4 separate regions of the Homo sapiens genome follow, and regions 1, 2 and 3 are each linked to region 4. A link is a loop called in an ENCODE intact Hi-C map of the cell type or tissue named here. Cell type or tissue: A673. All regions are shown on one strand. Region 1 has its middle 200 kb from the start of LINC01626. Region 2 has its middle 98 kb from the start of OGFRL1. Region 3 has its middle 110 kb from the start of LINC01626. Region 4 overlaps RIMS1 (regulating synaptic membrane exocytosis 1).

Region 1 (8,000 bases), 460 kb before region 4:
AGGGAATACATATGGAACTGAAGCTCACATTTATCCAGCCGTGTACTAGAAACAGTGCTATTTTATAATCATCATTTATACTTCCCTTCCCAATAATTCTCTGAGGTGAGGCTTTTAAAATCACCTTTTATCAATGAGGTGCCTGGATTCTGGAGAGTTTAGGTCATTTCCCAAGACCACACAGCTGGTAATAGAGGCAAGACTCAAACACAAGCTACCAGACTCCAAATCCAAGATGATAAACAGTCTTTCATGCTGCTTCTGATTTGATCCATTATGGTAAAAAATGGGCATATAAGGGCACTTCTGGTGGGATTTTGAAAAGTAACATTTTATCAAAGCATAATATAACTACAGAAAGGTACACCTATCAGAATGTATTCTGCATTAACTTTTTACAAACTGACTATACTCAGACAATGAGGACAAGATGAGGAAATAGAACATTACCCCCAATTATTCCCACTTAGGCTGAAGCCCCCAGTTGTTCCCACTCTCAAGGCTAAACACTGTCCTGATATTTAATAGCAGAAACAGTTTTACCTATTTCTCTGATAAACAGACTCACAGAGTACGTCCTCTTTTGGCTTTTGTTTTTCTCATGTATTGTTTGTGAAGTTTATCCATATTGTGGCATGTATTTGTAGATCAGTTCTTTTAATGTGGTGAAGTTGATTGGGTTTGTATTATTATGTTTTACTTTTATATTATATAAAGATACCACTGATTGTTTTCTCTCTTGATGCACAAGAAAATTGATGTTTAACCAGAGATTCTCAAAATACTATTATTTAAGCAGATGCAAAAAGTATGAAAAGGTGAGAGCTGCTTATGCCAGGATATTATCTGCGTGTTTTTGTAAATTTATAGTAGTTTTGATGGAGACTGTCACAGTCTATTTTGGAAGATTATATATTATCACTTAGTTTTTATAACCTCCTATGCATACTTATTTTGTTTAATGGGAATTTTTATTCACTTTTTTTGAAAGAGTCTTCATATTTGAAATGAGTCATATAAAATAAGATGGAAAATACCATAAGCAAAATTAATCATAAATATTTACATAGTAAAGTAAATCTCACATCTATGTTTTTAAATAGATTCCATAAAAAATAGGGATGATAAACATAAAAGGGAATGATATGTTTTCACTTACATTCTTTGAATTGTATAATCATTTAAATTATTTTGCCTTTAATCAGTCTATTTTTAATTCAAAAGTTTCTTCAAACAGTCCTTCAACTACTCATACATACACCTAGAGGAAACTAAAGATTTATATTTCATCTTCAATAAAATTTTCCTTTCATTAAGATGCTCTCTCCTTTGGGCTTTTCATCCTATCTCTATAGCCCTCGACTCCTCCACCCAGAAGTATATGTTAAACAAAAATAACAAAAACAACAAAAACAGATGGATCTTCCAGTTATAGACTTGTTTTTTCAGCGAGACCTAGCAAAGGCACAGAAAATACATGGCATACGGTAATTATTATTTTACAGTAACGTCTCCACTGATTGCCTTGTTTTAATCTCTGGTGCAATCTCCTACTTTGAATCACTCTCCTGGTTCTGATCCAAAGTGTGGTTTGGTTGCCGGTTTCCAGAAAGGCCCCAGGCCAGACTTGCTTCTACTCTGCTTCTACTCTTGCTTTAATTCTTCTGGGTTAGACCTCCTGCCATCTCCACAGCCTTCTCTGCTGGATCCTGATGCTTTCAACATAATGTTGAACCTCCTGGCTATGTCAGTCCTCTTCCGGTCCATGGCCTGAAAGCAGCTGATTGGTTATCAGCCTGGGAGTTTGGTTTTCTTCAGAGATGGGCTGAGAAAATTATTCTGCTTGCCTGTCACACTAGAGCAGTGGTCATAACTCTGGCTAGCGATTATAATTAAGTAGGGTGCTTTAAGAAAGTTCTGAGACCCAGATCCCAACCCCAGAGATTCTGAATTGTTATGGGGTATGACCTGGATATTGAGATTTTAAAAATTTATGCAGCCAAGTTTGAGAAGCATTTGTGTTCCTCTTTTCTCTGAAGTATAGGGTACTTTAAATATGAGACAGATTTCTGTTTTGACAAGACTTTGGGGGCAGTATTTAGCTGTTTTCTTTTTGCTGGCACCTTCCTCCTACTATCTAATTTTTTGGCCCAACTGTGATTAAGAATACACTTGTATTCTCATCTGAGTTCTTAATCCTCTTACCTATTTGGACTTTCCTCCAACTGCCTGATTTCTAATTTAGAATCCCACTTCATTTTACATTTCTAAAATAGAAAAATAGAAATCTACATGAAGTGGGATTCCAGGAGCACCCATTCCCTGCTCTCCCTGTAGACCAAGCCCTGATCTTCTCCCTGTGGTTCCTTTGTGAACCCTTGGACCCAGCGGCCTTCCTGGATCTCCCCTATACCTTGTATTGTTAAGCTCTGTTTGGTTCATTTCACTTCTTGTTGTTTGCCTCTGACACTAAACTTTCTTTATGTTGTGGCATAACTTTGAGGTGCAAAGCTGGGGAGTGTGTACAGTGCATTGCAGGATGGCGAGTGCAGAACTTCTCACTGGGGTTTCTCCAGGTCTATTAGTGATCATGTTCTCATCATCTGTTTTTTCTGACATAGCCCCTAACATGGATTAAGTTCTTTTTTTGTTTGTTTATTTTGTTTTGTTTTGTTTTGTTTTGAGACAGAGTCTCACACTGTCACCCAGGCTGGAGTGCAGTGGCATGATCTCGGCTCACTGCAACCTCTGCCTCCCGGATTCAAGCAATTCTCCGCCTCAGCCTCCCAAGTAGCTGGGATTACAGGCGCTCACCACCACGCCTGGCTAAATTTTTTTTGTATTTTTAGTGGAGACAGGGTTTCACCATCTTGGCCAGGCTGATCTTGAACTCCAGACCTCGTGATCCACCTGCCTCGGCCTCCCAGCATGCTGGGATTATAGGCATGAGCCACTGAGCCCGGCCTGAAGTTCTTAACAAAATGAATTTATTAACTTATTCACAAACATTCATTGAGTATCTTGTGAGTCTGTTTTTAGTTTTATAAAGTAATCAAGGGCTGACACATAGAGTCTGTTAGTTATTATTGTATTTTCATCTAGCAGTAAAGATGTCCATAGCAGATAAACATTATCTTAGAGAGTCAATTTGCTGATGACTACCAATTTAAAGATACAATAGAAGAAGTCGTCAATATCTCTGATACTATCAAAACATATTCTAAAATCTAGATTGCTTGAGCAGGGTAATGGGTACTAGTACTACAAAATGAAAGTGACCCTTTTAAAATTAGTCTTTTGATTCATGCAACAAACATTAATTGAGCATTTATTATATGACAGATATTGCTTCTGCCCTTAAAATATACAGAATGTGATGTACAGACATCTAAAAAAATAGTAACAGAGTATGTGCCACATACACACACATATGAGAGAGGAGGATAATAGATAATGTGGTAGAAGCACAAAGCCCCCAAGAAAGCAACTCTACTTGGGAAGAGGGGCAGTTGGAAAAGTCTTAACAAGGAGGCACCATTTAAACTGTGTCTTGTAAAATTTTAGCAGGTGTGAAGAAGAAGAGCATAGTCATTCCAGACACAGGACACCAAGTGTAAGGGAACAGGGCAGTGGGAAGGCTGCTAGGAGCATGAGTGGCTCAAGAGAAGTATGTACCCAGTACATAGCTCTGAGTAGATACCCTCAGAAGGGTATCAAATGAATGACTGTTAGGAAAGATTCCTGAAGGAATTCACTAGGTGGCACTCTTTCTTCTTTCGCAGTGTCTTCATAATAAGCGGCAGAATATTTGGAATTATTGATGAATTTTTGAGTTTCCTCCAGGTGTGTGGTGTAAATAGATACAACCTGAGACAGTATAGCCTTTCTGTCTCTGTAGATGCTTCAGGGAATGCCAAGAATGAGGATTCTCAAGTGACATGAAAAACACAAACAGAATCATTGATTAAGATGCTTGCATTTGTGATAATCTGGAATTCTTTTTGCCTTGGTAGGTTTTTGTCTGTATTTGCAATTCTTCCATTTCAGTCTTCATTTAAAGTTTTCTACTCCTGGAGAATGTTTGTAAAAATATTTTTTTCATATATCATCTACTGACTCTATTAGAATCGAAACTTATTTCACTTTTCATTTTGCAAACAAGAATATTAAAACCTAATAAATGTAATCTAAGTTTCAATAATCTCAGTCATAAATAGAAGATTTCATGGAAAAGGATTTTATTAATATATAGCTAATAATTTTTAATTACAATGAACTCAATGTCTTCTGGAAATAGTTGAAATATAAAAAATTCATAAATAAAATTCATACTGGGTCACATGTTAATTTTGAAATATACAGCTTCACAAATCAATTAATTAGATATTATTTTTGCCATTGATTTTGACATCTTTGGAGAGAGACTGGCAGGTATTTGAATAACATGTGCAGTGAAGTGACAATTAAATCTAAAATTCTCTGGAATAATTACACTTCCAATTATCCTTAATAGTGCTGCCGATCACATTTTGTTGTTGTTGCTTCTTAATGAAACAAAAAAATATTGTCCTGATGTGCCCTTTTCAGGTTCATCTTCTTAAAATTTTTTTAACTTTTTAGAAAAACTATTAAAAGTAGTTGCAGTAGAAATTCACATTATAGCAAGGTAATTTTTTAACGGAATTCTGATAAGAAAGTGGCAACAATGTTTTCTAAGATTCCCAGTTAAACTTGCCAACATTCTCATTGAGGATTAAATAATAAAGCTAGGAGAGGATAAATAAAGAAAACAAATTTTAAAAATCAAACCTTAAAGAGAAAGTCTTTGTGTAGTATTTCTATGTATTAGATACATGATTATGGAGAGTTCATTTTACATGTAGTAGAATATAATAAGCATTGTGAAAGGAGAAGAAACAAAAGAAAACATACAAAGTTTGTTGTTTTTCCATTTTCTTATTGTTTGCACCTAAAGCAGATCTTAGAGATTGATTGCAAACTTGTCTGGAAATTTCCTTGGGGTGAAATACTGATAACTATTTTGAAAGGTAGCTTTCTTTCACATGTAGGATTACATGGTAGACTCCTTCACTTCCGATTGCACTTATCCCTGTATCTCCCTTATGATCCATGATCTATGTATGAACAAGCTATGCCCTTGACATAGTCTGTTCTTGAGTCCCAGAATGCCATCCCTGATTTCCTAGTGAACTGTTCTTCAAGGCTCAAGTTGAACATCACTTTCTTTTAAAATGTCCTAGAATTCTCCTCTCTGTTCTTCCAGTCTGCTTCCATCCTGCCAAAGATAGTTGCTTGTTGTGCAAGTGAATGCTAATGCTTTTTAACTTTTGGGCTTCTCTTCTTCTTCTTAGGTGCCCATTAAATTATTTCCTAGTTCTTGCAGTTGAGGGGTACCACTTTGATTGTAGCCAATTGAATATGGATGGAAGGGATAAATGCTGCTCTAATATTTCATAAAAGGCTCTCATATGCAAGACTTCACTCTCTTGCCCTTCTGACCTTGAAGACAATTTATTGAAAATGATTGTACCACAAAATGGGAAGAACTTGTGTCCCTGTGTTACTGCTTGGATTTGGTCCACTATGAAGAGAGAATGAAAGTTCAATGTATCAAGCCACACAATATTCTGGGGATGATCTATTATACAAGCTAGTATGATTGAGGCTCTTTGTCCTTACTCCATTCCTTGTTCCCAGTTCTCCCCTCCTCTCAAACTACTTTCACTAAGATCTTCAATGGCCTATTTATTGCTAAATCCAATGATCACTTTCAGTTGTTGGACTTTTCATTTTTGGATTACTCCTAAACCAACATCTAACCCTTACTCCTGAGCTTCACATGGTGCATTAAGTACTTGATATGGTTTGGCTTTGTGTCTCCACCCAAATCTCATCTTGAATTGTAATCCCATAATTCCCACCTGTTGTGGGAAGAACCTGGTGGGAGGTAATTGAATCATGGGGGCAGTTTCCGCCATGCTGTTCTCATGATAGTGAGTGAGTTCTCATGAGATCTGATGGTTTTTTAAGGGGCTTTTCCCTCTTTGCTCAACTCTCCTTCTTCCTGCTGCCATGTGAAGAAGGATGTGTTTGTTTCCCCTTCCACCATGATTGTAAGTTTTCTGAGGCCTCCCCAGCCATACTGAACTTTGAGTCAATTAAACCTCTTTCCTCTATAAATTACCCACTCTTAGGTATGTCTTCATTAGCAGCATGAGAAAGGACTAACACAGTAAACTGGTATCACAGAGAGTGGGGTACTGCTACAAGGATACCCAAAATTGTGAAAGTGACTTTGGAACTGGGTAACAGGCAGAGTTTGGAACAGTTTAGAGGGTTCAGAAGAATACATAAAAATGTGGGAATATTTGGAACTTCCCAGAGGCTTGGAAGGCTGAGAAGACAGCAAGGTGTGGGAAAGTTTGGAACTTCCTAGAGATTGTTGAATGGTTTTGACCAAAATGCTGATAGTGATATAGACAATGAATTCCAGGCTGAGATGGTCTCAGATGGAGAGGGACTTCTTGGAAACTGGAGCAAAGGTGATTCTGTTATGCTTTTGCAAAGAGACTAGTGGCAGTTTGCCCCATCCTAGAGATCTGTAGAACTTTGAACTTGAGAGAGATGATTTAGGGTACCTGGCAGAAGAAATTCCTAAACAGCAAAGCATTCAAGAGGAAGCAGAGCATAAAAGTTTGGAAAATTTGCAGCCTGATGATGCAATAGAAAATAAAAACCTGTCTTTGGGGAGAAATTCAAGCTGGCTGCAGAAATTTGCATAAGTAATGAGGAGATGCATGTTAATCACCAAGACAATGGGGATAATGTCTCCAGAGTATGTCAGAGATCTTCCCAGCAGCACCTACCATCACAGGCCTGGAGGCCTATGAGGGAAAAGTGGTTTCCTGGGCCAGGGCCAGGGCCTCTCTGCTTTGTACAGCCTCAAGTCATGGTGGCCTGTGTCCCAGCTGCTTCAGCTCCAGCTGTGACTGAAAAGAGTCAAGGTACAACTCGGGCCATTGCTTCAGAGGGTGCAAGCCCCAAACCTTAGCAGCTTACATGTGGTGTTGAGCCTATGGGTGCACAGAGGTAAAGAATTGAGATTTGGGAACTTTTGCCTAGATTTCAGAGGAGGTATGGAAACTCCTGGATGTCCAGGCATAAGTTTGCTGCAGGGGTGGAGCCCTCATGCAGAACCTCTGCTATGGCAGTGCAGAAGCTAAATGTGGGGTCAAATCCCCCACACAGCAGTCCCCTCTGTGGTACTCCCTAGTGTAGCTGTGAGAAGACGGCCACCATCCTACAGACCCCAGAATGATATGTCCACTAACAGCTTGCACTGTGTACCTGGAAATGCCACAGGCACTCAATGCCAGCCTGTGAAAGCAGCTGGGAGGGGTGCTGTACCCTGCAAAGCCACAGGAGCAGAGCTTCCCAAGGACATGGGAGCCCACTTCTTGCATCAGAGTGATATGTGGATGTGAGACACGGAATCAAAGGAAATCATTTTGAAGCTTTAAGGTTTAATGACTGCCCTATTGGATTGTGAGTTGCATGGCGCCTGTAGCCTCTTTGTTTTGGCCAATTTCTCCCACTTGAAATGGGTGTATTTACCCAATGCCTGTACCCCCATTGCATCTAAGAAGTAACCAGCTTGATTTGGTTTTACAGGCTCATATGTCAAAGGGACTTGCCCTTGTCTCAGATGACATTTTAGACTTGGACTTTTGGGTTAATGCTGGAATGAGTTAAGACTTGGGGGAACTGTTGGGAAGGCATGGTTGTGTTTTGAAATGTGAGGACATGAGATTTGGAAGGGACCAGGGACAGAATGATATAGTTTGGCTTTGTGTCCCCACCGAAATTTCATTTTGAATTGTAATCCCATAATTCCCATGTGTTGTAGTATGGACCTGGTGGTACGTAATTGAATCATGGGGTGGTTCCCCCATACTTCTCTCGTGATAGTGAGTGAATTA
Region 2 (8,000 bases), 890 kb before region 4:
TGCTGACGGCAACAATAAACATTTAAGTAATCTTTTCTTGAGCAGATAATAATGTTCCCATGGTTCAAATTTGGAAGGTATATATGGTTATACAGTGACAGCATTTTTTTTCATCTTTGCTTCTCATTCATCTGTTACTTTGTAAGGAAATAGTTTATTGAGCACTTACAATATGCAGGTATTGTTTTCCATGCTGGAAACATGTTCTCCATGCTGGAGATAACAGCAGTCAAAAAAAATAGAGGACATTTCTCCTGATGTGGGCCTTTTATTGTTGTGTGTGTGATGATAGAGAAACAGAGAAAGGAAGAGATTGATAAAATGAATTAAAGAAACAGATGAATAATATATACATATTAAAGCTATTAGAAGAAAAAGAAAGTAGGCAATAATTGTGGGCAGGTAGGCAGCTACTGTATTTATGTAGGTCAATCAAGGAGGGCTGTCTGAAAAGTGGGTTCTGCAGAGGCCTGAATGGAGTATGGGAGTGGGCTGTGAGGTTAACTGATGGGAAAGTGTCTCAGACAGAGGAGGCTATAAATAAAAAGCTCCTGAAGCAGGAACATGCTGGAGTGTTTGAGGAACATCAAGAGTCTGTGTGGAGCTAAGGAAGGAAGTGGGAGAAACAGACAAGCGGCAGTCATAGAAGAAACCAGAAGCAATGTCTGGTGTAGCTTTGTGGGCTTCAGATTGTTCCTTACTTTGAGTGTTCTGCTTGAAAATAGATTATGGTGTTGATGCAAAGCACTGGGGGGTCTCGTTAAAATGCATATTCTGATTCGGTAGGTTGCAGGTGGGACTTGAGATTCTCTATTTCCAAGCTCCCAGGTGACGTGGTTGTTGCTGGTCTGTAGACCACACTTCCAGAGCGCTGGTCTAGAAGCAATAATGAGGACATCCACTCTGCTCCAGACCCTGTAGGGGTGTGAGAAAACAAATAGCAACTTTGTGACACTTAAATACAAAGCAAGGTGGCAGGTTTCAGTCAAAGTAAGAGGTTGGAGGAGCATTTTGAGGAGAGGTTGAAGATACAGGCGATTTTGCTGATACATGGCTCAGTTCCCAAGATTGCAGTGAAAGTTTTTAGGATGGGTCAGTGTGTGGGATTAGGTCAGATGAGCGGATGTACAGAATTTTATGAAAAAGGTAAAAAAATAATGCATGTGACCCAACACCTTGAGCTGTTCATACTGACTGAGATAAGTAAGGGTGTGAGGAAGGGTGGTGTACTCCTGACATTCTCTTAGGGGAAAACATACTGTCGGTTTCAATTTTAGTCCCCTTCATAAGATTACTGTCTTTGTCAGACTGTTGTAGTGAGCTGGGAGTGTCATGTGTCAGGGATTGGGAGTCTTTCCAGGATCAGGAGGTGGTCTGGGGGTCTCCTTTGCAGTTCCTCTAATAGCAAGGTCCAGGCCTGGGGAGATGCAATGCTATCTGGAATGGAGAGAGCTCTGCATTCCTCCATGGCCACATGGTTCCCTGTCTCAAAGCAATGTACTAGTCTCCTATGTATTCTTTCAGAGTATTTTAATGCAGACAAAAGACTCAATGCAGATTAGGCCATTTCAGCACCAGAATTAACAAGCTGAATTTAATGGACGTAAGCTGCAGAATACACATTTCACTTTTTTCAAGGGCCCATGGAACATTTATACAAATTGATTCATACTGGACCATGAGGCAAGTCTCAACAAATTCCAAAGGTTTGGCACCATAGGAATTACATTCTGTGACCAAATTACAATCATTCTAGAATTCAATAGCAAAGAGATAACTAGAAAAAAAAGTCAGTATGTTTGAAAATTAAGAAACTGTTCTAGGCTGGGCACAGTGGCTCACACCTATAATCCCAGCATTATGGGAGGCCAAAGAAGGAGGATCACTTGAGCCCAGGAGTTTGAGATCAGCTAGGGCAACAAAGCAAGATCCCATTTCTGAAAAAATAAAATAATTAGCCAGGCATGGTGGTATGCACCTGTGGTCCCACCCAGCTACTTAGGAGATTGAGGCTGGAGGATTGCTTTAACCCAGCAGTTCAAGGCTACAATGAGCCATGATTGTGCCACTGCACCCCAACCTAGGTAACAGAGCAAGACTTTCTTTAAAAAAATAAAAGAAAGAAACTGTTCTAAGTAGTTTATGAGTCAAAAACATCATAAATCAGAAAATATTTAGAATTAAAAGAAAATACAATTATTTTATTATAACTTGTTGGAGGCAGGTAAGGCAGTACTCAGAGAAAAGGTTTTAACTTTAAACACTTGCATTAGATAAGAAGAAAAGACAGGAAAATTAAATTAATCATCTATATTCGAAAGTTAAGAAAAAAAAAACCCAGAAAATGTAGAAAGATAAAAATAATAAAGAATATGAATTTAATGAAATAGAATACCAACATGCAATAAAGAGGCCCAGCAAAGCCAAAAGTTGATTATTTGAAAAGAATACATTTGATAAAACAAAACAAAACAAAACAGCAGCAAAACAAAACAGCAGCAAAACTGAATTGGACAGATTCCTGGAAAAATGCAATTTACAAAAATGGACTCAAGAAGAAACAGAAAATATTAATATTCTTACTCTCCTCAAATTTATTGATTCACTTGTTAAAAATCATCATACTCAAAATGTACAGACACAAAGTGTTTTACCAAAATATTCCAGCAAATATTCTAAGAATGAATAATTCCAATCTTATACAAACTATTCCAGAGGATAGAAAAAGAGAGGACATTTGACAAATCATCATAAGACTTCAGCATAATCTTTATACCAAACCAAGGACAGTTTGAGAAAGGAAAATCTAATTTATGAATTTAGAAAAAAATCTTAAGCAAACATTAGCAAAATGTATAAATGTATAAATTGTATAATGTATAAATAGGTCGAGGAGGGCAGGAAGGGAATATGCCTCAGGAGGAAAGAAAAAAGAGATAAGGGCTGGGTGTGGTGGCTCATGCCTGTAATCCCAGTACTTTGGGAGGACGAAGAGGGTGGATCAGGAAGTCAAGAGATCAAGACCATCCTGGCCAACATGGTGAAACCCCTTCTCTACTAAAAATACAAAAATTAGCCGGGTGTGGTGGTGTGCACCTGTAGTCCCAGCTGCTCAGGAGGCTGAGGCAGGAGAATCGCTTGAACCCGGGAGGAGGAGATTGCAGTGAGCCGAAATTTTGCCATTGCACTCCAGTCTGGGTGACAGAGCAAGACTCTGTCTCACAGGAAAAAAAAAAAAAAAGAGAGAAGATAAGAGAAAGGAGAGCCACCCACCAGAAGCACAGAAGGAGGAGCTGGCTGTCAGGAAAGTTGGTGGATTGATAACAAGAATTAACTTCGCCCCCTTTACAAAGTTTTTCTTTTGAGATAGGGTCTGGCTCTGTTGCCCAGGCTGTAGTGTAGTGTAGTGTTGCTCATAATTTGGGATTTGTGGGGATATCTGGTCCCTAGTTTTGTGGAGGTTGTCTGTGCCCCATAATTATTTTTGTAATCTTAGTTGTTCTGTGTGTTCTATGAGGGAATTTGGGAGAAGCCACTGCCAACTTCACCAGATCTCAGAGCAGAGCTTTCTAGTTTCCAGCTCAATATATCTTGTACATAGGAAAGGTTTAATAACTATTTGAGCAACAAATTTAAAAGTTAGAGGTATCATTTTCTTTAGGCACTTTGTAACGTTAGAGCAAAGAGCGTCAAAATTGTAAAGGACACCTGTTATCCCAGCACTTTGGGAGGCAGAGGTGGGCAGATCACTTGAGGTCAGGAGTTTGAGACCAGCCTGGTCAACATGGTGAAACCCCATCTCTACTAAAAATACAAAAATTAGCTGGGCAAAGCAATCAGCAATAGCTAAAAGATTTACTTGGTGTCAGCATCTATCCAAGAGGAAGCAATGGGATCTCTGACAAACTTGACTTCGAGGAAGCCAACAAGCATTTATCTGGAAAACTCAGTGATCCAAATTGAAAACAGTAACTGAAACTAGGAGGGGCTTTCATGGTCCAAAACTGTCCGTGGTAAGACTAAGGAGATTGAATATTCTGAGGTCCCTTCACTCTCAAAGTTACCCAGCAAAGGTTCCTCCAAGACAAAGCTATGATCCAAACTGAGAATAAATTGTTAAGAGAATCTAAGATGAGCAGGTCGGGGACACTAGACACCAAGGAAATATAAGGTCCAGATAAAAGTGGTAAGGGAGAATAGAATCAGAAAATCTTAGAATTTAAGTATTTATATCGTTGGACATTTTATAAAAACAACCAGAAGAGGGTGGTCGAGAGACATTAAATGTAAAGAACCCAAAATGATTCCAAGCCAAGCTTCCTTTCTAAAACTTCAGAAAATCTAATTTGGTGTAAAAATGAGCATCAGAAAAGAATGAGCTAAAATCACATTCAAATTTATTACAGGGCAGGGAGAAAAAAATGAGTAGAATTTCTATAGATAATAAAGATATGCCAGAAAGATGTTCTCACACAAAAAAAAAGAAAACTATAATTTATATTTTTTAAACAGCTAACAGAAAGAAGATCTGAAAGATAAACCAGAATAAAGAAAACTTAGAAATAAAGTGGTAGAAATCAATAAAGAATTAAACATAAAATTAAACATTCATTTCAGAAATTGTCTAACTAGAAGTATAACACAAGAGCAAATAGACTCAACTGGTAATGACTCACAATAAATAGAAAACGAAAAGAAGGAAATTTTTAAATATATAAAAAAAAAAAAATGAAGGTGCCAGGGACTTAGGTGGGAGAGACGGGAATGGAGAGTCATTGTTTGATGGGTATAAATTTCAGTTTTGCAAGATGCGAAGAGTTCTGGAGATGGATGGTGGTGCTGACTGCACAACAATGTGAATGTGCTTAATGTCACTGACTGTGCACTTCAAAATGGTTACGATGGTAAATTTTATGTTATGTGTGTTTTGTCACAATTAAAAAGTGAAAGGAATGAAAAAGGAAATGAAGGAAGAGATGAAAAGTGTTAGTAAGAACATGATCAATTCAGAAGACAGGCAGAGAAGATCTGACGTATCTATATAAAAATTAGGAATCCATGAATGAAAAATCAAAACAAGTTAGAAGAAGCACCTGATTATAATGCACCAAAACTTTGATCAGATGAAAAAATGTGAAGTTACGTATTGAAGGAGCACATTGTATACCTGGAAAAGTTGACCCAGAACAAATATCTGAGCCATAGACCAAGTGACTTATGAAGGAAAGAAAAAGGAATTGTTATCATGCTTTTCAATAACAATTTCTCCTACCAGAAGAAAACAGAGTAACACATTTAAAATGTTGAAGGGAAAGAAACAGTAAGCCCAAGATTTTATATTCAACCACACTTTTTTTTAAGTATAAAGGGAGCAAGCTGTCACCTGGAAGCCAGAACTGAAAAATACTGCTTCTGTGAATCCTTCCTTGGGTATACAGTAGCTTCAGACAACCAAAATTACTAGAGAAATATTGACATAAAGATGGATGGTGGGCGTTGAGCATATATTTACGTGAAGAACAAAGGAAGGACATAAGAACAGAGTGTGGTAATGGCTCTATGCTCTGACAATATAGATACAGCATAATTAAAAGAAAACAAGGAGAGAATGAGAATATCATGTAAAAACATTTGAAACAGTTTTTCAGTAATTATACTGGTAGTAGTTTTGATAGTGTTATTTTGAGAATGTTTTGTGTGACATGGACAAAACATTCAATCATCCCCATTGTCCTTGCAACCCAGGATTCTTGCTGAAGACAAAAAGAGATTTGAACATAAGGTAGAAGAGTTTAAGTAACATTGAAATCTGAATTTGAATTATAGTGTGAACATACGAGGTATTTTATCTTTAAATAAATGAGTGATATTTACATATATAGTTGTATATATTAAATAATCATTGTCATATAATTATTGTTTATATATTTTACCATGCATATAATTATATAGAATTATCAATAGATATAAAGGACTAAGTTCTGATAGAGAGGTACGTTCTATAGGAAATAATAATAGTTATAATGATAAATACATAATTATTATTAAAGGAATAGGAAATTGTACCATAATAAAAATATATATATTTGATCTCTATCCCCAGTTCCTGACACAGAGCTCCAAAAATCCTTGTAATTTCCCGAGTAATCAGGGAGCTAGGTTCATCTTTGTTCTAATATTTTGTCTTTGACCTGGTTCCTGACACAGAACTTGTAACCCTTTGGAATTTTCTGGGTGCTAGGAGAATCTTTTGTTCTAATATTTGTTCTTTGACCTGGTTCCTAACGCAGAGCTCCCAAGACCTTTGTAATTTCCTGAGTGACAGCAGCACCTGACACAGAGCTCCTGAATCCTCTGGAATGTCCTAGATGATAGGAGTTCTAATAAGGTGACTCTTGGTGGCCTCCTGAATGGGAGCTGGTCACCAGAAAGACTAAGCCATGATTAAAAGTCTGGAACTTTTAGCCTCACCTTTCATCCTCCCAGAAGAGGAGAGAGGCTGAAGACTGAATTAATAATCAATCATGCCTATGTAATGAAGCCTTCATAAACTTTCCTGAAGCATGGAGTTTGGGGAGCTTCCAGGTTGCTGACATGGAGGGTGGCATGCCCCAAGAGGCCGTAGAAGCTTCCTGCCTTTTCCTGCATACCTTGACCTCTGCATCTCTTCCATCTAGCTGTTTATCTGTATTATTTGTAATATCCTTTATAATGCACCAATAAACACAAAGTGCTTCCCTGAGTTACATGAGCCTCTCTAGCAAATGCTCAAGCCTGAGCGGGTTGTAGTGGTTACTTCCAATTTATAGCCAGTCAGTCAGAAGTTTCAGAGGCCCACATGTTAATTAGCATCTGCAGTGGGGGCAGTCTTTGGACTGAACCCTTAACCTGGGAATTTGACTCTAACTCCAGGTAGACTGTGTCAGAATTGAATTGAATTATAGGATACTCAGTTGGTGTCCACTGGAGAATCGGTTGTTGTATGGGGAAAAGTCCCCACCAATTTTGGTGACCAGAAGTGTTGAGTGTGGGAGTAAGAAGAAGAGCTTTTTTATGTCAATTAGAAATAATTTTCAATATAGTAATATACACATAATCATTATACATATATAAAAATGTATAGATATAATGACAAGCTAGGATATTCATTCTATCTTAGTTTATTCTATTCTACAGAATATGTGTTATATTCGGCCAGGCACAGTGGCTCATGCCTGTAATCCCAGCACTTTAGGAGGCAGAGGTGGGTGGATCACCTGAGGTCAAGAGTTCAAAACCAGCCTGACCAACATGGAGAAACCCTGTCTCTATTAAAAATACAAAATTAGCCAAGCATGGTGGCGCATGCTGGTAATCCCAGCTACTCAGGAGGCTGAGGCAGGAGAATCACTTGAACCTGGGAGACGGAGGTTGCAGTGAGCCGAGATCTCGCCATTGCACTCCAGCTTGGGCAAGAAGAGTGAAACTCCATCTAAAAAAAAAAAAAAAAAGTGTTATATTCTCTCTCTCTCCTAGCTTGGTCCATTATGTCTATGATAATTACCTCCTAGGTCTGCCCATTGAAATTACCTAGAAATTATAACTGTCTCCCTATATAAGTATATATATTATGATAACTATATATGTGTGTATGTGTATATGTATATGTGTGTGTGTGTATATATATATATTTCTATATATCTCCTAGCTTAATCTGTTATATGTATTTCTGTCCATTGTAAAGGCCTGGAAACTATATTGAGCCTACTATAGATGAGCACCCTAGCCCTTGGTTTTTGGTCTTGAATTACTATTTCACATTAAAAGAAACCAGGGAATCTTGGGGAAATGGCTACTTTCAGTGCTGGACAGAAAATGTACAATAAGCCTGGAGTATCATCATAGCAGATATCAAGGAAGCTATCAAAGACTAATAGGTTTTGTCAAAAGTTGGAACCAACTTAAAGATAAGGCAGTTTGAACATCGATAAGGCCAATAGCAAAATCCACAAGATTATAAT
Region 3 (8,000 bases), 550 kb before region 4:
CTCTACCAACATCAGTTGGTGAAAGTAATAAGAAACAATAGGTCACAGATTGCAAAAAAAAAATTGCAGCATAAAACACTATGTTTGGCCAATTCGCCCAGTGTTTATTCCTAATATTTTAGGAATGATTGCCTGACCCAGAATAATGCAGCTTTGTTACTGAACACCAAAGTGTAGAAGCATCCACTCTGGTAATGACATCAATCATCCCTGAAACATTTCTTAGATTTGGCAATTCAAATGTCCATTCTCTAGCATAGAGTACTTTATACAAAGTAAGCATGTGACACATACCTGACCAAAATTCACTCTTGGACTTTAACCTAGGAAACAATGAATTACTTAGGTCTTTGATCTAAAGGCCTCAGTTATTCAAATCACCATAATTGCAGCTGTCAGGACTCTATTCACAACTGACAGAATAAAACTCAAACTGACTTAGGGCATTTATTGTCTTATGTTTCTGAAAACTTTAGATATCTGCAGCCAGAGGCCAGATCCAAGGCACCAAATAATGTCATCTAGAATCCGTTTTTAAATCTTTTGATTCTGTTTTCCTGTGTTTCCCTCTTTATCACACTGGTTCCTCCCATGCACTGGCAAAAATAGTGACTAGCAGATTCAGGCTCACTTCCTAGCAACTCGGCAACCCCAACCAAAAGAGACCTTTTTTTTCCCAAAAATTCCAGCAAAATATATCAGATCACATTCATTAGACAGATTTGTTTTATTTGTCCATCTTGAACTAATCATCATGGTCAGAGGATGAAGAGCTGATTAGCTGGGCCTGTGTCACATTCCCACCATCTCAATATCTTGGAGGAGCTGGAGGGCCTGGGGAGGGATGAATGTTTGGACTAGGTCAAACCCACACAAACAACAGGTTGAGAGTGGGAGAGCCTGGTTTGCCAATGGAAAATGACTACCACAAAAATCTAACCTTATTATCCCTAGTGTGACTCATCCTTTTTATTTTCAAGATGTCTTTGGACATCTTTCCTTAAAAGAACCATATTTGATTAGTTAAATAACTCTCAAGATGTTCCAGAGCTTCATTGCACAAATAACTGATTTACAAATTTCTGTATTTTACACATGCACAAATCAGTACTGTTTGCATGAATCCCATCAGTTAAGGATTAATTTCTACTCTTCATATATTTTACATCCTTGAGAAGAAAACTTAGCAAGCCACACAGCTGTGTGTAACCAGATCAAGTATTCTATTGAATGAATGCAATCTAGTTATTGTTCCTTTCATATACGTAATAGATTCCTTTACTCATCTTAGCTGATTGAAAAATAAGAGGCTGTGTTAGTCTGGACCCAATCAGGAGAGAGTAACCATGCAGTAAGTTGAACACGGAAAGTTTCATATAAAGAATTATTAACTAGAACGGGGATTAGAATACAAGGGGTTGGGCAATAAGAACTGGAAAGAATCGGAAAGAATATATGAATAACAGTGTTAAGGAGAGACACTGCTCTCGGTCTGAGAGAGCTCAGGTTGGAGCGCGCCCTCAGGCTGAGAGAGCTCAGGTGCTAGATCCAGACTTGGTTGGGAAGGATCACTTCCCTGGCTCACTGGCTGACAGAGGAGTTGCTGTGGTGTCCTGTGGGCAGAACTTGTTGGCAATCCTCCCTCGAGAGAGCCGGGAAAGCTGTTCATGGGGAGCTAGTTCACAGGAGGAGCTCCATAACAAACCATATAAAGGGACAGTGGGCGAGGAAGCTGAGTGCGCTGACTACCATACCCTGCAGGAACTGAACGCAGGAGATGCCGCACATGCCACAGGAGTTGGAAGCGCTCTGCTACAAATTCACTGCGTGGGAGGGGAGGGTTGCTGGAAAGAGCTACTGGCTGCTGAGTGCTACTGACTACTGTAGACTGCAGAAACTGGACATTGGTGATGCTGTGAGTACCATAAGCACCCAGTGCTGGAACCTGCTGAGTGAGTACCCTGGAACCAGAAAGCAAAATTCTTTTCCTCCTGCAGTGTCTCTCTAGCACCTTCCACTCACAAAGCTTCACGGCCAGCTGATATATATATTGAAAGGGCCCAGATCCGTTTTTATAGCCGAAAAACCGGGTGAATTTGGACCTGAGAGGCAATAAATAAATAATCAGGCCGGGCGCGGTGGCTCACGCCTGTAATCCCAGCACTTCGGGAGGCCGAGGCGGGTGGATCATGAGGTCAGGAGATCGAGACCATCCTGGCTAACAAGGTGAAACCCCGTCTCTACTAAAAAAAAATACAAAAAATTAGCCGGGCGCGGTGGCGGGCGCCTGTAGTCCCAGCTACTCGGGAGGCTGAGGCAGGAGAATGGAGTGAACCCGGGAAGCGGAGCTTGCAGTGAGCCGAGATTGCGCCACTGCAGTCCGCAGTCCGGCCTGGGCGACAGAGCGAGACTCCGTCTCAAAATAAATAAATAAATAAATAAATAAATAAATAATCAGCACAGAGGCATTGAAAAGCCGTATTTTGACACTGGTGCTGTAATACTATCTAAACTGTGCATATCTTTTATTTTCCTTATTTTCTTAAGTTTCTTTTCTTATGAAGATAGTGAGAATAAACGTATAATTCCATTCCTCAGGCAGTGAGTGCATCGATGATTCTAAACATCATTTGGCCAGCTGTGGAGGAAGAATTCGTGAGAAGCCGTCTGAGTAGCTTTCAGAAGCAAGCATGAAGTTCCAGACAATTTTAATTTTATATAGTAGTTTTCTTAACAACCCATGGGACGTTATTTATACTTTAAATTTAGAGAAACTGATTTTCAGAAGGTTTTAATAACCTTTACCATATATTCAACTCAGCTTATGGTAGGGCTAATTATTAGTATATATTAAATTTGGGGACATAAAAACAATGGTTCTTAAACTTCCAAAAATGTTATTTTCATTTTCAAGTATAATATACAAGCATATTTTAACTGCACAACTTGATGAATTTTCAAAAACTGAACCCACTTGTGTGACTAGTACACAGTTTCATAAATGATTAAGGTGCTAGAAGCTCTTTTCAGAATCCAAAGAAAGTTGAAGCCTCTTGTTCTAAAATAGACACTAACACAAAACAATTAGCTTGAAATTTCAAAATTTCCACAGAATAGCAGGAAAGAATGCCTGTGTTTATTTAATAATAAAAACAAAGTAGATTTTCCCTATGAGAATACAACAGCCTAACTCATTTGGTTTTAGTTTCTTAGTTCAAAGAACAGGAACAAATGCTAATACGGTACTAACCTCATTGATTTTTGAAATCACTAAATAATTTATGTTGAGTTTTACATTTTAATTGGTAATACATATTAAATAATAAATTGGTACTAATTATATTGCCTTGATTAAAAAGTAATGGATTTTGTTGCCGTTTTTCATAAAAAATATATTAATATATTTTTAGATGAATACAAATTTTTCTCAGAAGATAGTTGGGAAATTATCTTCATTTTTCTAAACTAGATTTTTGGCTCTTTTTCAACTTCAACTTACAGTTTATTAATCATATACACTTTGGAAGAAATTAATCACAGGTAGCAACTGTAACCGTCTATAGATTAAATATATAAGAATTTAGGATTATATTCTAAATTCTTCAATATTTGGACCCAATCGGACATTTTCAATTCAAGAAAGCACAGTGTATTAATCATAAACACATTATTGACTGGGAATTATTACTTTGGCCACCAGATGGAGCCAGTATTGTTTCAGAAATGCAATGAATCCTGATATTTTTCACATTTTCCCACTCTAACCCAAACTAAAAGTTTTAAATTTGCTTCTAAATTTTGTCAGGAATTACAGAGCTACTATTATTAATAAAATATATTATTATTATTAAAAGCTATTATCACTATTATCTATAAACAAACACCTAAATTTCCTAAGTGTAAAATGAAGGAACTGTTTTCGGTACCTATTAGATCTCTTCCTAATTTAGAATTCTCTAATACATGCTGAGAATATTTTTGTAGTACCATTTAAATTCCATTATGCTACCTTGATGGCATTCTTTGATATTTTATTATTCACAATCATGGAAGTCATTACCGATATTATAAATGAGAACTTAAAGCATGCATTAGGTAATAAGATGGGGAGAAACAGAGGTGGAATAGAAAAGATTCTTACTGGTATTTATTATGAAAGTCCACTGAATATCTAAACAAAGTTCAAAATGTAGAGCCACCTGGTCCAAGAGAATGTAAATTTGTGTGTCTATCGTCCCAGTCTGAGGCCTCTGCAAGTTCTGCATAACCCAATGTCAATTCTCATCAGAAAGATCTAGGGAGGTAACACTGAAATGTTAAAGTTATTTGCGAAAGTTGGAATGTTTAAACATTATCCTCTGTTCAAATTGGATTTTTAAAAATTTGATACTCATGAGAACTTATGATATATTGAAGAAAACACATGTTCATATATGCATAAATGCATGTATGTATCTCTCTCTCTAATGTTGGTTTCTGCTGTTCCTTTGTTTTCTTTTCCCACGTTTGGTGCATAATAAATACCTATCTTCCAAGAAGTTGATTCATATATGTATATTCTTAATATTTCAACCTCACTCTTTTTGTAGCATACTCTAATGAAATCATCGCTGATACCATGTTTGAACATGAAGTTGCTGGTGAAAGGGAAAATTTGAGCTGAGAGAAGAAATAACCTCACAGTAACAGAAAAGAGTTAATACAAAATGAGGCCATGGCAGCATTTTAGGAAGATTGTGTACACGTTGGTGGCCAGGTCGTGACAGAGCTCAGCAACCTTTCAAAGCCAGTAACTCAGGGGAGTGGAATTCACACAATTAGACTAAGCATGTAGTGTGAGAAATGATTTGACAATATGTGAAAGGCAAGAACAGGATGCTGTAATTGATTTCACCTATAAGAGGGCAGAAGGGAAGTTGTAGGTGAACAATAAGAGAAGTTGAGCTTTTGATGTTATATAAACTTAATGGGCATAGTTCAGAAATGGCATGTGGTCTCTAGGTTACTGTCAATTACAATCTAAAAATAAGGAATGGTTGCTGTTGCTAGGACTGTACCTAAATAGAATTGTGCTATGATTAGGCTAATGAAATATAAAATCTGTTTTGGGGACTCATTCTCTAAACGTGAAATTGGGGGGTGTGAGAAAGGATGAAAAGGAACAAGGAAGTCAAGCTAATGGCTAAGAATATAGACTCAGAGGTGATATTGTGAGTTCTAATTCCTGTGCTGCCACTTTCAAGCTGGGTGAATTCAGCTTTCTACATCTATGTTTTCTTATCTGGAAAAATGGAATAAAAGTGATATTATTGCAAGCAGTTGTTAAGATTAATTGAGATTATATGTAACAATAGTCCTCAATTTGTGATATATGCTTGGTAATGTAATGATAATGGTAGTGAATAGTATTAATATCTCCAGACTATTTTTTTCCAGGAGATACTTGGATGGCACTGAGCAGCAAAGAACACCTCAGAGGAGGCAGTTTATCCTATTTACTTACTGGAGGAAATAGCAAATGGCTAAGATTTGCCAAAGGACTAAGTGCCCCTTACTATGGCAGGAAAAAGTATTCCATTCAGGTAATGAAGTCCCCTGGGGAAATACTAAGAGGAGAAGAGCTGCTACCATCCAAGATATACATTTTCTAAGTGGCTTGCCTGTGGGCCCACTTTCCTGTTTAGTAGCGGGGATCCTTCAGAAATGTTGCTCAAGGACTAGGAAGATTGGACAAATGTCCCACCTACTGCATCTCTCTAAATCTTTATAGCTTGGGAAAGTGTCTAATTCTTAACAGAGCATTTCACTGATAAGGAAATTTTACTTACAAAGGAAAAAGAAAGATGCAAATATAATTATCTACCAGAAATACAGTTCTGCTAAAAGTAGAATTTCTGAAAATTCTTGATTCGTCATGAGGACCTTTGATTGCTCAGAAGGTAGAAGGAGCAATGAAAATATTAGAAACTTCAGAGTTTGCACAGGTAATGTGCTATGGATAGCAAACAAGTCGATGGCAAAGAATGGGTCAGGGAGGAGTTTTGGCACCTGTGGGACCCCAATTATTCCAGTCATGAAGGAGAAAATGTGAGCCTGATTCTTACAGAAGCCCCATAACTACAGTGGGATACAAGCTAATGGAAAATGACTTATCAGGGGTTTATAAATATGGGGTATGTCCATTGGTTTGGAGTCTTGGTCTTTAAAAAAACCTAAGGAGCAACAATTTATCATGTCATATTGGAAAAACCAAAGTAAACTTATGAACTTTAAAAGGAATATTCTCTCCAGGTCTATATGAAAAGTGGCCAAGAGGAGCAGTGGTGTATTTGCCCACCGCTGACATGGGAATCCACATAGCTATGTGCACAGATTTGGTCTCTTATATTGTCTTCACAGAGAAATGCCAGCGTTCCTAGGGAAGTAGCCGATTCCATACCTTAGGCAATGGAAAATTCAAAATAAGCAAAGACCATCTTACTATTGCTGGAAAGCAAGAAATCTTTTCAAGGATGTTGGGGGTAGTGCTAAAAAAACAAAAGCGCAGCTTAATGAAGCTCCTTTTGATGAAGTTGTGACAATCCGATTTGAGTTAATGGAAATAAGTATTTTTTAATTCTTGAAAATTTAAGAGATGTCTATTATAAGGGGCACAGTAATTCGAAGAGAAAAGAAAATCTGTTTTAATGTTTATTTTTGTTTTAAGTTCTGGGGTACATGTGCAAGATGTGCAGGTTTGTTACATAGGTAAACATGTGCCATGGTGGTTCACTGCACCTATCAAGCCATCACCTAGGTATTAAGCCCAGCATGGATTAGCTATTTTTCCTAATGCTCTCCTATCCCCCATGCCACCGCCTGACAGGTCCCAGTGTGTGTTGCTCCCCTCCCTGTGTCCATGTGATCTCATTGTTCAGCTCCCACCTATAAGTGAGAAGAAATAAAAATTTAATGGTATTTGTTGTATTGTCTTTAATTAGTAGAGAATATTTATATATGAATATCTTGATTTATTATTAAATTTATATTTATATAGATATGCATTTCTTTTATTCTGTGTAATTAGGAAGTGAGTGAGTCAAATATATATGAGAAATGTAGTAACTGGAACAAGAATTTTTGGTACTACTGAGTACATTGAACAACCAGATACAACAAGGTCCCACATTCAGAAGTGCTGGTTCACGCAATAATCAAGTAGGAAGAAATCAACACTAGGGGTACTAAGATTGCGAATTAACTAACAAGAGATATAGGAATAAACAACTGAGCAAGCCCTGTGACTTATTTTCTATGAGATGAAACCTCAATGGTGCCTCTAATAATATGCCATAACAAAACATATGTGAGTTTCTGATAATGTTAGCAGTTGAGGTCTACACAAAATGATGAGATGAGTTATAAAACACTGGCCATGCAAGATTGAAAAGGAAATGCAGAAGAGAACGTAAGATGCTAGGTTGCAAAAATCCTAGGTGAAAAAAATGAAGTTAAAAAGCCTTAGTGAGCTAAAATATAAGATTTAACTATAAAAAGCAAAACAAACAATTCAGAGAGATGACTAGAGCTCACATGTGACTCATTTTGGCAGAAGTAGGCAGATTCTTTGCCCAGCCAAAAAGCAATTGGTTGGTTACCCAAATCCTAGAACCTCAACAAATCTGAGATGTTAATTGGATGAGGAGGAAGCAGGTTCAGTTTCAAAAACATGCTATAATACAAGAAGGCATAAAAACAAAAATGAGAAAAATATAAAATAATGAAGAAATACTGAGAAAAAATAAACTCAGAGTCCAGCTTTTTACAAAATAGGTGTAAGTGTAGCAATACATTTTATACTCACTGGATTTGTACACATTTTATCTCTTGTTTTTGGAGTTTAAAAATATTCAAAAGAATTAGTCATAGTAGAATTATAATTATTGTTTAAATAATGGAAGTGACTTTAATTAAGTAAAGCTTTAATCAATGTTTAACTGTTTAAGGAAATTTAATTTTCA
Region 4 (8,000 bases):
GATCATGGTTAATTTGATTGGATCATGACAGTGACAAAAACTGCAAGATTTTCTGTCCAGGGTTCTGACACAGTCTATTGAATTAAATGCGGTTCAAATTCAAAGTACCTTCATATTATTCAAAGTTTCGCATAGATGGTGCAATATTATGAAAGGTAAAATGACTGCTCCTAGCTTTGTATGCACTGTGATTAGTGAAAGCATTATGACACTTTTTTTTTAGTATCTAAATATACCATACCATAAAATGGTAAGTTTTAAAAATAGACTTGATTATTACCAAGCAGTGGCTGGTGAGGGTAGAAGAGGTTGTCTGGAGTTGATTAAACAGTGGTAGGGGTTCTGGGTTACATGGGACAGATATAGAATACATCTGCATTTGTATAAATTAAAAATCCTTCTGATAGTCTCTGGAATTTTATATTCTACATTAGCAGTAATATTTGAATTATTGGTTTTATGATCTCTCTTTCGTGGATATAAAAGAACTTAAGTTATTTACAACACCTGTTATGTTATTTAGATGATAGTTAGGTTTTATATGCATATTAACAATGTATTTTAATTAAATGATGAAAACAGATGTCATCATTAGCAAATGTAATGGGAAGAAAATTACATCTTGTCACTTGCCTTGAAATGCACTCCAGAATGCATTAGAAAATACTGTACCTAATGATGGCTGACTAATTCAGTATACTGTGCAAGTAAAATTCAGGAAGCTTGTATTCTTCTGCTTTTAAAACTGAAAAAGAGGAAGCCTTTTTGGAATAAATTTTTTATTACTCAGCTATTCAACTTAAGCTTTACAAATAGAATATTTGATGGCACTGCTTTTAAGAATCTGGATTCAATCTATGTATTTTATTTCATAGTTCTAGATCCTATTTATGTATTTCAATCCATTGAATAATGTTACACTTCACAGGACCATAATAGATGTTTTATCTGATTTTTGTTCACTGTTTCCTCTATACATTATAAAATAGCTAATATTTTACTGAGTACTTACTATTGTCTCACACCTCCCTAAGTGCTTTGCATATACATATTAGCCATTTTAATCCTCACAACAACCCCACAGTAGGTAGGCATTATTATCCTCCTTTTACAGAGGAAGAGGTGGAGTCTTTGCATGTTAAATAACTTGCCAGATCAGAAGCTAATAAGAGGAAGAGCCCAAGAAAGTTTTGAACCCAGGAAATTTGGCGCTAGAACCACTGGGCTCTGCTCTTTTCTCAAGTATTGGCACACATGGAGATTAAATCTAAAACTAAGAAATATGCTTGTGCACTCACTTCTTGGGGTCAAGAAGCAAGTAATATACTTTCCTTCTACACTCAGAGTAGGAGCGGCATATCTTCATTATACCCTCACTAGGGATAAGTGGGTGTTCAGAACCTCTGAACAGACAAGACAGGAATGTCACAAGTGGCCACATAGAGACCCTGGTAACCAGAATGGGTGAGCACAAACTTTACCAACAGAAGAGTTTGTCCAGGGAGATGAAGCCATTAGATGTTGTGGAAATTAGGGGACATTGCACTTCTCATTTATTCCCTTGTGGCTCTGTGATTTCTGAGAAACAAAGCAGGTTGAAGAGCTTTATAGGACCATTGATGTTTTAAAGGAATTATTCTGATCAAATATTAAAAATGTAAGGTAATGATACTTTGTCAAAGTAATGTTGAAAGCTCCCCTCCCTTAGGTAACACATGCCTGAACATAGTTTTTCACCTAAAAGAAGAAAAGGCAACAAAATTTGGTTAACTCACTAATAAGAAGGATACATTTGATGTATGTAAATTTATCAGATATTAAACATGAAAAGGAAAACAAGTCTTTCACGTTAAAATTTTTCTGTATATCATTCATTCACCAAGTATTTCAGAGCATTGGAAATATTTGTGATTCAGCCAATTTACATTTATCAGTGCAGTGATAATACTAATGATAATACTCTTTTTATAAATATCAGATTTTTAGAATCTCCTTTCTTTTTTTTTGTTTGTTGTGAATCAGCAATGACCATAAAAATGCCGAAAAAATTTTCAGACAAAATTACACGTGTTCCACCAGTGGTTGTATCTTCTGGAGTTTCCACAAAACAAATTTTGCTTGTGGGCTCATTTTTCACTCTGACTTCCATCTCACAAGATGACCTATTTGCCCCTCGCTAGTGGTCTATTGATAGATCATCCAAGCCACTCATACTGATCCCCATCTGCCAGGAAATCCTGCCAGTCATCACTGCCTCCCAAAGTTATCAGCTAAGTGTACTCAGAAACTTAAAAGCGAAGTACTCTGTTTCCCTCATGTATTATCTATGTCTACGTATAATAATAATAGCTAATATTTATTGAGCTTTTACCATAGGCTACACACGGTGCTAAGCACTTTACATTGATTATCTCAATTAACCCTCCCAATAATCTTACAAAGTTGCTATTATTATCACCAGTTCATAAATGAGGAGACTGAGGAACAGAGTTTAAATAACTTCCTCATGGTCATGAAGCTGAGAAATAGAACTAGATTTGATCCTGACCAGGCCAGACTCACACTTATGCCTGAACTATTATATTTAATTCCTTCCAAAAAGTGTCCAGTTGTATAATGTAGTTGGGTTGGTTTTTTTCCCTCTTTATAGTAACATAACAAAGCAATTTGGTGAAGATAGTCAACAACAGAGCAAAGGCAATGTTTACAGTGTGTTGTGCATTCCAGAAGATGCAAGCATGAATTGGTTACTTAACACTTTGGCTTGCTCATATGTGTAGACACCACTGTCTTCTAAATTGCCAACACATGGAGTTTGCTCTTTATGCATTAGTTAGGTTGGCATGATCACGTGACACATTCTGGAAAAGTTTGCATGGAGTATGATTAGACCTATTTAATATCAGTTGATTACATATCTGTTATATAGATGATCCCAATATTACCTATTAAGATTATTTTCTTAAAACTTACTTCATTCCTTTTAAAAATTACATTCCTAATTCATATCCTACTTTATGATTTCTCATAATTTTACTTGATTTTCTTCTCTTGAATTGTACTGTGAATGAGATAACTTGTTTGTCAAAATATTAAAATTACCCTTTCTTGAACGAGGTTTTCAGTTTCAGACCTCTGATATATCTCCAATATTAGAAAGCAGTAATATTGTTCCATAATCTAGAAACAGTATTTCTAGGACCCAACACATGAGCCTTCTACACATGTAGCACCTCACAGCATTCAGGAACACAGTGAAGGTATTTATTGGGAGATGGAGTGCAGCAGAAAACAAATCTATGCTAGTGGGCCTCCATGTCCTCAGATGTCTTCATTTAATGCTTACTCGGGAGTGGCCTCCTATGGTAAATTGAAAATGGAATTAAAAATAAATGCTTGACTGAAGCAATAGACTATAAAACACTAATAGCTAATCATCGGTTATGCTCTTATTTTTTGTAAGTGTCATCTCTCAGTGCTTTCAGAACACTGTGGGATGCTGATTGGATGAACTTCATTTTTAACAATGCTAAATGGGGGACCATAAAAACTACCAACAATAGAAAAATATACAAAAACCCTTAATATATAATTTTTTAAAAGGGTATGTAGAATGATAGTCATCTGCAAAAGAGCAGAAATTGCAACATTTTATAAATTTTTCTTTTGTTCTTTTTCAGCCACCTCTGAAAACACATTTTCCTAATAAGTCAAATCTCCTGCTGATTGTACTAATTTTTTTTTAACACATAAGATGTTGTAAAGAAAAGTAATTTAAATAACTGTGACAGAATTGAATGCAAAAATAAAATGCTTTAGTGCCATCTGCTGGACATTTGCAATAAGAAAAAAGTATACTCATTTTAAACTAAAGACCAAATACGTTTTTAGATACAAACTGATAATTTGTAGAACTGTAGTAATTTTCAAAAATTACTCAATAACATCTGGGGTAAATTTCTGAATTACTGAGATATTTAGAATATTGCCTCTGAAGCAACCTATGTTTAAGCCTGTGTACAAAACACTGTGATGCTTTTTAAAACTCACATATACAAATGTGCACATTTCTGTGATTCACAAAATTGTAAGTTTTAAACAGTGATGGATATCAGGTTAAATATGTGTATATAACATAATATTAAATTATTCAGCATATTTTCAGAGGGGTAGTGCCCCAGATTTTGCATTTATGCTTAAAGTTTCATTGGGATGATTATTTTTATGAAATGAGATGACAGATCTGTGAAAAAATTGCCTTCATTTTCAAGTTTATTCTTAATGTTTGCAGTCTCTGCCACATGGTGGTCTCTGGATAATTTGCACCAGAACTACTAAAAAAGCTCCTTCCTGGAATTTATCCCAAACCTACTGAATCAGAAGCTCTGTAGGTTTGTCCAAAAATTTGCATTTTAACAAGCCCCTTAGATAATTCTAATGCATATTAAGTTTGAGGATACCAAGGAAACACCTCTTACAAAGCAATAACTTTCCGTTCCTTTAGCCATAATTAAAATTAGCATTCTGAAAATAGAATGGTGTAGTGGAAAGTTTGAAACAGAGGACCTAATTATCACCAACCATTTTACCAGCCTTATGTAAGGCACATAAAGCGTGTCCCTAAATTTTCCCATTTATAAAATGAGGAAATTGTACCCACTAATCTTTGGAGTTTCTCCTGTGTCTATATTTTCCCAAATGTTTTCATTTTACACTGGATTTTGGAATCCTTCCTTCATCTTGTCTCACTCTAAGAAAAGTGCTTAAGCGAATGCCATAGTGATGAACCCCAAGTCCTGGCAAAGAAGAAAACCTTGGTTTTAAGCTTGTACAACTAGATTTCTTAAATTTCAGAAGTGATTCACAAAAAGCGTTGAAGGAGACGACAAAGGCAAATGGTAGAATAATTCATATTTCTTCCAAAGGAGAGCCTGTATGCTCATATCTAGAATAGCATATTATATTCCTACAGCTGGTGTTAGGTGAAAAATTCACCTAAGTAAATTTAGATTAGTAAAGTATTGATAATTTTTAATGACACTTGGTAAGAGTTCAAGCTATGAAAGGAAGTTCAAGGCTGAAGGAAAAATACACTGCTGTAAAAGCGATTTCATCTGAGTTACATACGTTTGCAATTGCAATTGCTTCTTTTTGCAGGATACTATGCATATGCCTGACACCTGTAAACAACTTGTATTTATAATATCAGGTAATAAAATAATAGAAACTCAAGACCTTCTTATGCTACTTTCTTTGTACTCCCAGAGCCTTAAGGAGTGTGGGTTGTGCAACAGACCTCAGTAGATGTTTGTTGAATTGATGTTTGGAAGATTCTACTGTGTTTGACAAACAGCTGGAAAGTTTAATTTGATTGTAGTGTAAGATGTATGAGAAAACGTATGTGAGAGATGCTAATAGATAAGTAAGTGGGGACCTTGTACCACAGGATGAGAAATTGAACTACCTCAGAGATGATATTTAATCAGTAGATTGACATGATTGGTTCAGTTTATTAGGAAGATCATTCAGGCGGTATGAAAGATGCACTAGAATGATGGAAACCATCGGCAGGAAGCCTAGTTAGAAAGCTAATGAAATAATACAAGCTAAGAATAATGAGGGCCTTCATTCACAGGTGATAGATTTGTGCTGTGCATTAAATCACTACAGAAAGAAGGAGGTTGTTTGTTCGTTTGATTGTATATGTACCTTGTATCTCAGTCCAAGTTTTACGTTGATTTGCTGTCCCTGCAGCTTCTTAACCAGATAAAATGAGCGAGACAGACACAAGTACATATATCCACAAAGCTTGCAGAAAAAAGATATTAAAAATAAAAAATTACAAACTTTATTTCTCAACATAGGATCCATGAAGTTCAAGATGCTTTTATAACCCATGATACCAGCCATTTAGTTTATCCCTAAAGAACTGAGAGTCCTGGGGATTTTACCATGCCAATGCAGTATTTTTTATAACTTTAACTGAAGAAAAATTAGTGCCCTTCACAGACATTTTAAGATTAGGAAACAAAAGGAAGTTAGAAGAATTCAATTTAGGACTGTAAGGTAGATGCCTAATGATTGCCTATCAAAACTCTGGCAGAATTGCCCTTGTTTGATGAGAGGAATGAGCAAGAACATTGTCATGGTGGAGAAGGACTCTCAGATGGCATTTCCCTGGGACTTTTTCTACTAAAGGTTGACTAACTTTATCAAAACACTCTCATAATAAGCAGATGTCATCATTCCTTGGCCCCCCAGAAAGTGAGCAAGCAAAATGGCTTGAGCATCCCAAGAAACTGTTGCCATGACATTTGCTTTTGACTGGTCTGCTTTTACTTTGACTGGACCACTTCCACCTCTTGAAGGCCATTCTTTTGATTGTGCTTTGTTTTCAGGATCATACTCATAAAGCCATATTTCATCTACTATTAACAAATCTTCAAATAAATACTTTAGCATATTTATCCCACTATAAAATTTCCATTGAAAACTCTGCTCTTCTCTGCAGCTGATCTGGGTGCAATGGTTTTGGCACCCATCAAATGGAAACTTTGGTCAACTTTAATTTTCCAGTCAGAATTGTGTAAGCTGAACCAATTGAGATGTCTATCGTGCTGGCTACTATTTCTGCTGTTAATTATCAGTACCCTTCAATTAGGATATGAACAAAATGATTTTTTTCCTCACAAATTGATGTATGTGGTCTGCTACTACAGGCTTCATCTTCAACATCATCTCATTCCTTCTAAAAATGAGTCATCCACTTGTAAACTGCTGATTTATTTGGAATATTGTTCCATAAATTTTTCATAAAGTGTCAGTGATTTCACCATTCTTCTGCCCAAACTTCACTTGCATTAATTTTTATTTTATTTATTTACTTTATTTATTTATTTATTTATTTATTTATTTATTTATTTATTTATTTTGAGACCGAGTCTCACTCTTGTCACCCAGGCTGAAGTGCAATGGCCTGATCTCGGCTCACTGCAACCTTTGCCTCCCAGGTTCAAGCGATTCTCCTGCCTCAGCTTTCTGAGTAGCTAGGATTACAGGCGCCTGCCACCACACCCAGCTAATTTTTTGTAATTTTTAGTAGAGATGGGGTTTCACCATGTTGGCCCGGCTCCAGGCTGGTCTCGAACTCCTGACCTTAGGTGATCTACCTGCCTCAGCCTCCCAAAGTGCTGGGATTGCAGACGTGAGCCACTGTGCCCGGTCACTTGAAATTTCATGTTTGTTCTTGCTTCAGTTTTAGAGGAATTCATGTTGCTCTCATAGAAGCTCTTTTCAAACTTATGTTTTATCCTTCTTAGTGGCTCAAACTATTAGTAGGTACTTTTCAGACATGTTATAACAGTTATTACAAGTTCATTTTGGTGCAAGAAAGTTTTGAAAATGCATAGTTTTTTAGTAATACTAATTTTCTATGAACTTTTTGAAGACCCCTCATATAAGTAATTTGCTTGGGGAACTGAATCTATTTTTTAAATTTCCTGGTGGTGGCAAAATGCTTTCCATAGTAATGTATGCTTAGTGTATGATGAAGAAAAAGAAAGGGAGGGAGAGGAGAGAAGAGAAGAGAGGGAAGGAGAGGTGAGGAGGGGAAGGAAAGGAGGGGAAGAGAGGGAGGGGAGAGAGATAAAATGGAAAATGAATGGGAAAGGGAGATCTTAGACTTAGACTCAGATATTGTTCACCCCTGGTACAGTGGAAGGAATTAAGCAATTTGACATAGATTAGAGGATTGTAGCTGAAGTGGAAGACTGACCCTCACAATATACATTTCAAAATCATTTTAGGAAGTCTTACGAAAAAGCTAGAAATCTGAAAACTGCATTTCATAGACTCTCCTGCAGCTAGAATTCCTGATGTAATTTAGGTTCCATCAGTCAAATGGGCTTGCATGAGATTTGAATTGAAACTGATTTAGATGCAGAGCCACGACAACACACTGGGCATCATTTTCCCGGGATCTCCTGCTGTGGCTCTTGTGG

Evidence for each region. A loop is a pair of places that touch in the nucleus more often than their neighbours do. Peaks named below come from ENCODE experiments on the same cell type or tissue, not always from the same donor. Only the 100,000 strongest peaks of a DNase experiment are listed, where the experiment ranks them.
Region 1: it touches region 4 in a loop (6-fold over the local background); 33 of 110 quality-filtered maps call a loop at or near these places.
Region 2: it touches region 4 in a loop (3-fold over the local background); 3 of 110 quality-filtered maps call a loop at or near these places.
Region 3: it touches region 4 in a loop (8-fold over the local background); 81 of 110 quality-filtered maps call a loop at or near these places.

The regions. Positions count from the first base shown.
Region 1 is chr6:71,618,361-71,626,360 of GRCh38, forward strand. No RefSeq gene overlaps it. Among named protein-coding and RNA genes, the nearest start is that of LINC01626, 200 kb to the left of the region's middle. In A673, a CTCF peak has its summit at 3,769 (motif pointing right); a DNase peak (open chromatin) is centred at 3,751; H3K27me3 peaks cover 254 bases.
Region 2 is chr6:71,186,736-71,194,735 of GRCh38, forward strand. No RefSeq gene overlaps it. Among named protein-coding and RNA genes, the nearest start is that of OGFRL1, 98 kb to the right of the region's middle. In A673, a CTCF peak has its summit at 4,254 (motif pointing right); a DNase peak (open chromatin) is centred at 4,276.
Region 3 is chr6:71,530,336-71,538,335 of GRCh38, forward strand. No RefSeq gene overlaps it. Among named protein-coding and RNA genes, the nearest start is that of LINC01626, 110 kb to the left of the region's middle. In A673, a CTCF peak has its summit at 3,687 (motif pointing right); no DNase peak of the experiment used is centred here.
Region 4 is chr6:72,081,334-72,089,333 of GRCh38, forward strand. The region is part of intron 2 of RIMS1 (regulating synaptic membrane exocytosis 1); the gene reads left to right. Among named protein-coding and RNA genes, the nearest start is that of RIMS1, 200 kb to the left of the region's middle. In A673, CTCF peaks have their summits at 3,829 (motif pointing left) and 4,028; a DNase peak (open chromatin) is centred at 3,818; H3K27ac peaks cover 965 bases.